Regions from separate parts of the Homo sapiens genome. Here region 2 is linked to region 1. Evidence: read pairs that join two places in POLR2A ChIA-PET (ENCODE). Cell type or tissue: PC-9. All regions are shown on one strand. Links, peaks and the distances in the headings refer to the core of each region. The heading gives the core; the rest is flanking DNA. Region 1 has its middle 12 kb from the start of LINC00506. Region 2 has its middle 160 kb from the start of VGLL3.

What was found. Peaks named below come from ENCODE experiments on the same cell type or tissue, not always from the same donor. Only the 100,000 strongest peaks of a DNase experiment are listed, where the experiment ranks them.
Region 2: POLR2A ChIA-PET joins it to region 1 with 5 read pairs; 2 of 35 experiments call an interaction of 5 or more read pairs at or near these places.

The regions. Positions count from the first base shown.
Region 1 is chr3:87,074,967-87,079,377 of GRCh38, reverse strand. No RefSeq gene overlaps it. Among named protein-coding and RNA genes, the nearest start is that of LINC00506, 12 kb to the left of the region's middle. In PC-9, for the core only: no CTCF peak of the experiment used is centred there; a DNase peak (open chromatin) is centred at 2,217.
Region 2 is chr3:86,827,020-86,831,430 of GRCh38, reverse strand. No RefSeq gene overlaps it. Among named protein-coding and RNA genes, the nearest start is that of VGLL3, 160 kb to the left of the region's middle. In PC-9, for the core only: no CTCF peak of the experiment used is centred there; no DNase peak of the experiment used is centred there.

The sequences.
Region 1 (4,411 bases), core at 139-4,138:
GTAGCTGGGACTACAGGCGCCCGCCACCGCGCCCGGCTAATTTTTTGTATTTTTTTAGTAGAGACGGGGTTTCACCCCGTTAGCCAGGATGGTCTCGATCTTTACACTCTTGTTAAAAATCTTGTAGAAAAGCACGCAGTAAATTCGTATAATAAAAGACAACTCATGATTTTTAAGAGTATAGAAAAATAAAAAGGGGATTTTAAAAAAAAATTAGAGTTTGCTTTACTGAATTGTTAATAAGGACAAAAATAGAGCTCATATTTCATCCATTCTTAGTATGTGCATTTTTTTTGTTAGTTGGGACTGCAAAATGACAACTTGCTGACTGGTAGTTCAATGTAATATGTTATTTACTTTATTATTCCGAATTCTAATCGGTTATGTGAGAACTCTGTGGAGGAAAAATTCTTGTTGCTGTTGGTGAAGGATTTTAAATCATTCATTTAAACAAGAAGTGCCTATGATTGTAGAGCTAAAGCAAAAATGTGAAATGTTTTGTCAGAAATATCTTTTTGATAAAGATTATTCCTTTCGTGTTTCTGTAACCTGTCAGTTCTTTATACTTTTACATGATTCCTACCCAACTGAGAATACATGGTCAACTATTCCAACATTGTCTGCTCTTATATCCTCTTTGATTTTTCTGTGAATATCTTGAAAATATCCAGTCTGGATTGCTGTCACCCTTTATTCTGTCCTTTAGATAAGAAGTATTACCACAGCATATTAATATAGCCTCCCAAATAGATCCACTGGAATCTCATATTCTCTGATCACAGATGGGTTCTCCTTATCAGTATGGCCCATTTATTTCTGTTTAACTCCAATCTATTACCCAAACTAATCTTTGCCAGATGTGTTCATTGAACCCAAGCCCCTTACTCTTTCCTTCCCATTTCTGCTTCTGTTACTCCTCTCACTCCATTGGTTTTTACATTTTTATCAGAAATCTTTCAGGGTATGTTTCACTATCAACCATTTTCTCTTTAATAACTATAATTTGGCTTCCACATATTTCATGGCAAGTGAGAGGCAGCATAAGATAGAAACTTTACCTGGATATTAACTGTAGCCCCACCCTCTCTGGCTCAGGCTTTTGGGCCCTAAATCATCTCATGTATAGAATAATAGTAGTAAAAATGCACTTCATGGTTTGTTGTGAGAGTGAAATCAGATATAGCATGTAGAGGATCTATCATATGGCTGATAGGCACAAGGTGTACAATAAATATTAAATTCTTTCTTTTTCCCCTGTTGGGTAATACATGTTTTGTTTCTTTTCTTACTAGTCTAAGCTTGTATCTCCTTTGTGGATTTCCTCTCTCGCCTCAATGTTTTTCTTATAATCTTCATCTCTTCATTGTTTTCTATAATAATTTTACTTGCCAAAACTTCACACCTCATTTTATGCATATCTACCCCAATTATATATTTTTGATTTATCAAACTTTGAGTTTGAAAGTAGTCTTATTGATCATCTAATTAAACTTTAGTATTTTGATGAGAGACCCAAGTTTCGGAAGCATTAAGGTACTTTTCCAGAAACACAAGAATCAGTGACAATAGAACTTCCATCTTTTGACTTTTGGACAACTGATCTGCCAGTTCTTTCTCCAAAGCTCAATGTTTCATTTGAATCAACTGTTCATACTGCAGGAATCTTACATTTTTCACAATTATCAAAGAGTTTTTCACACCTATTATCTCAGCATCTCCAATTTTCACTTGAGCATACTGAAGCTCAGTAAATGTAAATACTTTCTCAGGTTGTATGATTAGTTGCGACAGAGCAAGGATTAGATTCCAGCCTTTGACTTTGTTCCTATAAAGTCCAGGTACTTCATTTGCAAGAACTTAGGCCTAAGATCTCCGCTTCATACTTGTCATGCCTTTTACATGGTTTAGTCATTGTTCTCAACACTGAGAAAATTATTTCTTACTACTACTCTCCTTGGCTGTAAATTTAAAAGATTACACCAAAATCACATGTAAATGTGTTATTAAAATACTTTAAGAGGCTTCTGATTATAATGCATTATTCTCTATACATGAGCACAAATATACTATTTTTCATTTCATTAGTAATCACTTTGTATAATATATACCATGTCAATTTATTCTAAGTGAAAGGAAGCATGTTATTCCTTTTTTTTTTCTTTTGCCGAGATTCCTTTGCAGGCAATGTAAACAATGAGTTGCTATGTGGTAAATCTTCTCAGGGATGACTCAACTACCCAATTCCCAGACACTCTCATGTAGCACTCAGATATATCATAATGTGAAGGAATGGCAAAGATATCTCTACACAAGCTGTTATAAGGTGGCACGAACGAAATATAGCTAACCATGGGGACTATATTGGGATGGTTTATGACTAGAAGGAGGTTGTAAAAATTATAAGTAGCAGAACCTGTTTGCATTGGAATAGACAAGCTAGCTTCAACAAAAAATGTCTTTAATATAAATATACCTAAGAGTAATATGACATTCATTAGCATCGTGTTCTCCAAATACACCTGCTATTATGTTCAGGGTGAAAGCTTAGAGTCATTTTATTTGAAAATATTTTTATTCTCTCCAAACTAAAGTTGTATGTATTATATTCCCTATCATTTACATTTCAATAAACATGATAAAATATTACATAACTTGAGATCATTTTCTCAGGTAGATTATTATACATATGCACATAAAATAATATATGATAATAAATATAATTTTGTCATTAATGTATTACTTATGATTTTAACTAAATAATTTATATATTTGACATATAATTTATATAATTTACTCCAAATAAGTATTGATTCATTATTGATGTACTTATATACTTTATTATTACTATAATAATTAGTATATATTATAATATACTACTAATAGTAATATACTATTACTATAATATTATAGTAATAATTATACTATATTCATTTATGTATTTATGAAATATATAATCTAACTATTTACAATCAGGAAAATTATTCTAACATGGAATATGGGATTTGTCAAGAAAGTAATAGCATTCAATTTCACATATTAATTACACAGACACCTACATAATGTGTTATGCTTGCCGATGAAGCAAACATGATATTAAACCACATTAATAAATGCATTCAAAGTTTTAAATAAGGTAGGCAATAGTGTCACTCTATACAGCACATAGACCATGTCTAGGTCGTATTGTCTCCAGAAACCACAGTTTTAAAGAAACATTGAGAAAATTGTAATGACTTCTGGGAAAAGCAATGAGAATAAGATATTTTCTTATTAGAAGTGATGGATGGAATGGAAAATATTAAGCCTAAGCAAAAATTAATTCTATGGTGGGTGGGCAGGGAGGAGACAGGATTGAGAACATACTGGGTATAGTTAGCTTCAGAGATATTAAAGGCATAACATGAAACGAGAAATTAACCTTATTTGTATAGCTCTAGAAGACAGATTAGGATCACAGGAGTTTTGGATCATCTTAGGAAGTCAGACTTCAGCTCAATCATATAAAGATGCTTTTGACAATTAGTGATGCCTAAAAAAGAATAGGCTCCATATGAAATTACTAGTTTTTTATTGTTGATTGTTTTAGACAGAGTTTTTTATACAACATGGACTAGGGTGCAGGAGAGGATCAACATGTACTGGATTTAAATTTAGTGTAATAAACTTTTAAAGAAGGTGATCATATGCCTTATAATCCCAACAGGACACATTTAAGAATGAAAGAGGACACTAATAATATGCACATTGGAGCTGAGGGTAGTGGGTCATGCCTGTAATCCCAGCAGTTTGGAAGGCTGAGGCAGGCTGATTGCTTGAGCTCAGGAGTTTGACACCAGCCTGGGTAACATGGCAACACCCTGTCTCTACAAAAAAATAAAAATAAATTTAAAAATTAGCCGAGCATGGTGGTGAGCACCGAGCATGGTCCCAGCTACTCTGGAGGCTGAGGTGAGAGGATCACTTAAGTCCCAGAGGCAGAGGTTGCAATGGGCCACGATTGTGCCATTGCACTTCAGCCTGGGTGAAAGAGTGAGAACCTGTCTCAATAATAATAATAATTAATAACAATAATAAAGCAGGTTGGGACAAGAGTCCTATACAGTAACTGTCTCTGAAAAACTGTTACTCTAAGGCAAATTCTGAATCAATGATTTCATAAATCATGGAATTCATAATCTTGATAATGATAATGATGATGTTGATGATAAAAACATTTTAATAGAACTTCTTATATGTCAGAAAATGTATTAAATTATTTACATGTGACATAAGCAGTATTATTATCTACATTTTGTAGATAAGGATAACTGCAGTTCAATTTCCTGGATTTATCCAAGGTCTTACAGCTGGTAAGAAATGAAACGAACTGGTAAAAGATAAAGCCAGGTTTCCAATCCAGGCAATCTGTTTC
Region 2 (4,411 bases), core at 98-4,097, 250 kb after region 1:
GAAAGTCAGCAAAATGCATGTCATAATATTTTCCTTTCTCTGGAATTAACATTATAATTTTCAGTAGCATATTTAACAAATGAAAGCAAGTGAAACAGTTTTAATTACTTGATTGGCTATTACAGGAATGGCAATGTTTTAATTAACTTCTAAATCTGTAATTTTCTTCCAATGTATTCATCTGTCGCAGTAGCTCCTAAGAAATATCTGCCCTTATAAAAAATAAAACTCACAGAATTTTGAAATATTTTTAAAAACACTACATGTTACTTATAATAATTTTTTAAAAACTATATTGAGTTCTAGGTTTATAAGACATAAGAACACCAGTGATTGATAATAATACCAAAGGAAAAATATATATATATATAAATATTGAGTTTGAACACAACCCTCCAAAATATATGGCTCTTAATTATTTAAAAGCATTATACTCTGTTGACTTTTACTATAACTCTATGAAGATTACACTTAAAAAATACCAGTCTTGTTTTTTCTGGCTACAAAAAGTTAAAAAAAAAAAAAAGAAGAGCTGCCATTATGTTTCTGCTGGCTTTTCTAAGTTTGCCAGATAAATGTCTCAACTGAAAGCTGCAACTGTGATTTATTGGGTTTGAAATATAGAACATATCTTTCCTGTTGGAATTTTAAATATCTTATTAAGCAATGGTAAGGTCTATTCAGTGCTTAATCAAAACAAACCACAAAATAAGTATGTGTGTACTTAGCTTTCCCTCAGAAACCACCAGCTGATGGAGATGGAGAAAGGAAATATTTTTACATTCTCGAATTGTCTTATTTATCTTTCCAGCAGTGTTTCCATACATTCAGATATATATGTATATTTACAACAGCAACTTATAGTAGCAGATACCTGTATCATAAAATATCTGACCAAATAGCCTATGATTGTCCTCAATAAAATGAAGACTGTGGGCCTCAATTATTTTTGAAAAAAATGCCTAAAAGAAGGTGACATATGTTTAACTTACTTTTCACTAATGTTTTGCAATGAATTCTTCAAATTTTATTAATGGAAAAATGTTTTACTGCTTCCGCAAAAATCCATTGTGGGTATTTTAGATGTTTGGAAAATATTCCTGCTTCTTGTATTTTTAAATGAAATGTAGCCACTTAAAAATATGTATTCCACTTCTAATCGTTTTCCCCTTCTCTGTGGCAACAATGGTGTTAAATTATGTGAGGGGGAATGCATTTCAAAATGATGGTATTTAGACTAATTAATCTATTGGAAGAAAAATGGGCAACCAAGAAAATATGATAGAAACATCATTATAATATTAAATACAATAAAGTAAGAACTTTTTGTAGCATACTGAAATATAGATGGGACTGAATAAAAATGGACATTCTGTTCAAAAAGGCCATGAGCAACACCGGAATGGTAAGTACAGAATTACAATCACCTTTATGTCAATTAAAGAGTTTAACTACAACTGGCTATTTAATTGGTCTGGTTGTAACACCGCTGTTACCTCCCTCAGGATATGCAGAATTTGATAAATGGAAATTCAGAGCTTTTATTAAATTTTAATTGTATTTTATTAAGGCACAGATGAAAGACATTTTTGTGGTTTTATTATTATCATGATAATTTTCCAAGAGAAGGTCTTTAATGGTTTAAATACTAATTATTCAAAGATATATTAAGCTCTACAGAAAGAAAAATGGTTGCTCGGAGCGTTGGACATGCTGAGGAATAAAAGATAACATTTGATAACAACAACTCATGCTGATCCTTTAAAAAGAAAAACAGTTGGATTAAAAAAATCTGCATTTTATGAAAAGCCAAAAGAATAAATAAAATTATAACAAAGACAAATAAATATTCATTCATTCATTTAACAAAGTTTATTAATTGCCTGCTCTATGTACCAGAAACTTTTAATCACTGGGTATATAAAGTCAAATTACACATGGTTCTGCCCTTCAGGGGGGTAACTAGGAGGCTGAGAAACATGAATCAACAGTAATAGAGGCCACTGGTGTAAAATCTTAGAGTTCTGCAGAATTCCAAACAGAAAGACATCAAACAAAAGCTGATGTAGGCATGGGAGGCACATAGGGAAGTTTCTCAGAAACAGATACATTTAAACTGAATTTTGAGGCAGTAGGAGGTAGTTACATGTCAATGGGGCAAGAGTATCCCAGGTGCAATATAATATAGCAGTGAACTAGCAGGACCTGGGGAAGTAGAAAGGGCCAGACAACACAAGATCTTATTTGTGAAACTCAGAAGTTTGAAATTTATTCTAAACTTTAGGAGGAGCTACTGGAATCTCTCCCTACTCCTGTCAACCGAGGTAAAGTTTTTATATCGTAAAGTTACTCACTGTAGGATTCTTAGTATGCCAAGGACACAGTGAGATTTGCATTTTAGAAAGCCTGTTTTGGCAGCAGTATGGGGAATAAACCAACAACCACCTGTCTTTGCATCATTCATCTTCACGTACCAGATGTCTCAGCAACTTTTGTTGCTTACCAAATATCTATGTGTTCCCACACTTTTCCTAGCCCCCTTCAGTTAGGCAAGGCCATGTGACTAATTCTGGTCAATGGACTGTATCAAAGGATATAATATTTGGCAAGAATACCTCCAGCTTTCTTTCCTCCCTTGGATACAAACATAGAACCATGTGCTCTGTATGGTGCAGCCTCAATATGGGAAAGTCTTTGTTAGTCTGACTCCTTCAACGGGTGTGGGAAGCAGTGTCTACCTAACACCTCCTCTGACCACCACCCACATAGGTGGGTGAGTTAAAATGTGAGTTAAACAAAAGAATCACTTGTTCTTCTAATGTATTCCAACTTAGGTGAAATAATTTTATTTTCTGCCCTTCTTTATCCAATCACTCCCATGATTACATACTAGTTTTGTGTGATCAATCACCAGTAATCTCAATTTCAAGTATCTTCCTCTCTGACTCTTATCTCCTGTTTTCCTGGCCAAGTCCATATAACTTGTGAATTCACACTATTTCTCAATTTCATTGAGAATACAATCTATTGATCTAAATTTTCACTATCTCTCACTCCCCTCATGTCCTCACCTTCTTACCTCACTACATCCTGTGGCCATCACTGTGATCACTCCGTTGCAAATTCTGTTAACTCATTTGTCTCTTTTTTGCTTTTGAATGCTCTCTTGGCAAAACCTCAAACCTGGTGGAAATCAACTCTGCCATCTGTGCACCTGAACCTTTGCTAATGAGTGTAGCTGGAACAAAACACCCTAGCATCCGGATTGCTCTCACTTTTAACTTATGACTTCGAAATTTATACATTTTCTTTGCCAATTGGTTCTCCTACTACTTTTAATTTGTATCTTAAACTTTCTTTTCTCAAATCACCAGCAAAACATCACTAAACTCACTAACCTTGTTTAAGAAACCTTTCTTTAAGAAAATTGCTTAGCTCTCACAAGAGGAAAAAACCGCCTAAGTTGTCACCACAGTGAAAAGTAAGTTACTACTTACAGATGTTCCACATACTCTGTTTTCTCTCCTGTAACTGTAGGTAGGCTATCTGTAATCCTTTCTTAGGTTAAGTAAGAATCACTTTTGCATGTGATTAAAACCCTCCTTGCTGGCCGGGCGCGGTGGCTCACCCCTGTAATACCAGCATTTCGGCAGGCCGAGGATGGCAGATCGCCTGAGGTCAGGAGTTCAAGACCAGCCTGGCCAACATGGTGAAACCCGTCTCTACTAAAAATATAAAAATTAGCCAGGCATGGTGGCAGTTGCCTGTAATCCCAGCTACTCCGGAGGCTGAGGCAGAAGAATGGCTTGAGCCTGGGAGGTGGAGGTTGCAGCGAGCCCAGATTGTGCCACTGCACTCCAGCCTGGGCGAATGAGCAGGACTCTATCTCAAAAACAAACAAACAAACAAACAAACAAAAAACCCTCCTTGTTTATGAACATAGCTCTAGAAATTCTCCCAACTTTATGGAACAACCAAATTTTCTCTCTTTATTAAATCATTCTTGCTAACAGGCAAAGATATATCAATTTTAAAAGTCTTTTCTTGACTTACTGCTCCACCTCTGCCCCTCTTTACAGCAAATCTTCTCCAAAATGTATTTATGCTATTTCTCTCCAATTCCCCTCCTTCCATTGTTTCTTAATTCAGTCCAAATAGCTTTTACCTCATTATTCTCTTGAAATTCTTCTTGCCTCCAATGAGATTCATGTTGCTAAACAATTCTCAGGTTTTATATTTTCTGACAACTGTCAATTCTCATGTTTATTTCCACAGCCTGAATTGATCTCCTAAACTCCAGATTTTAAAAAAATCAAATTGTCTTCTCAATGCTTTGTTTTCACACAGCACGTAAAAAAAAAAAAAATTCTTTCTTCTCTTTCCTATCTCTACCATCATTTCTAGCTGGATT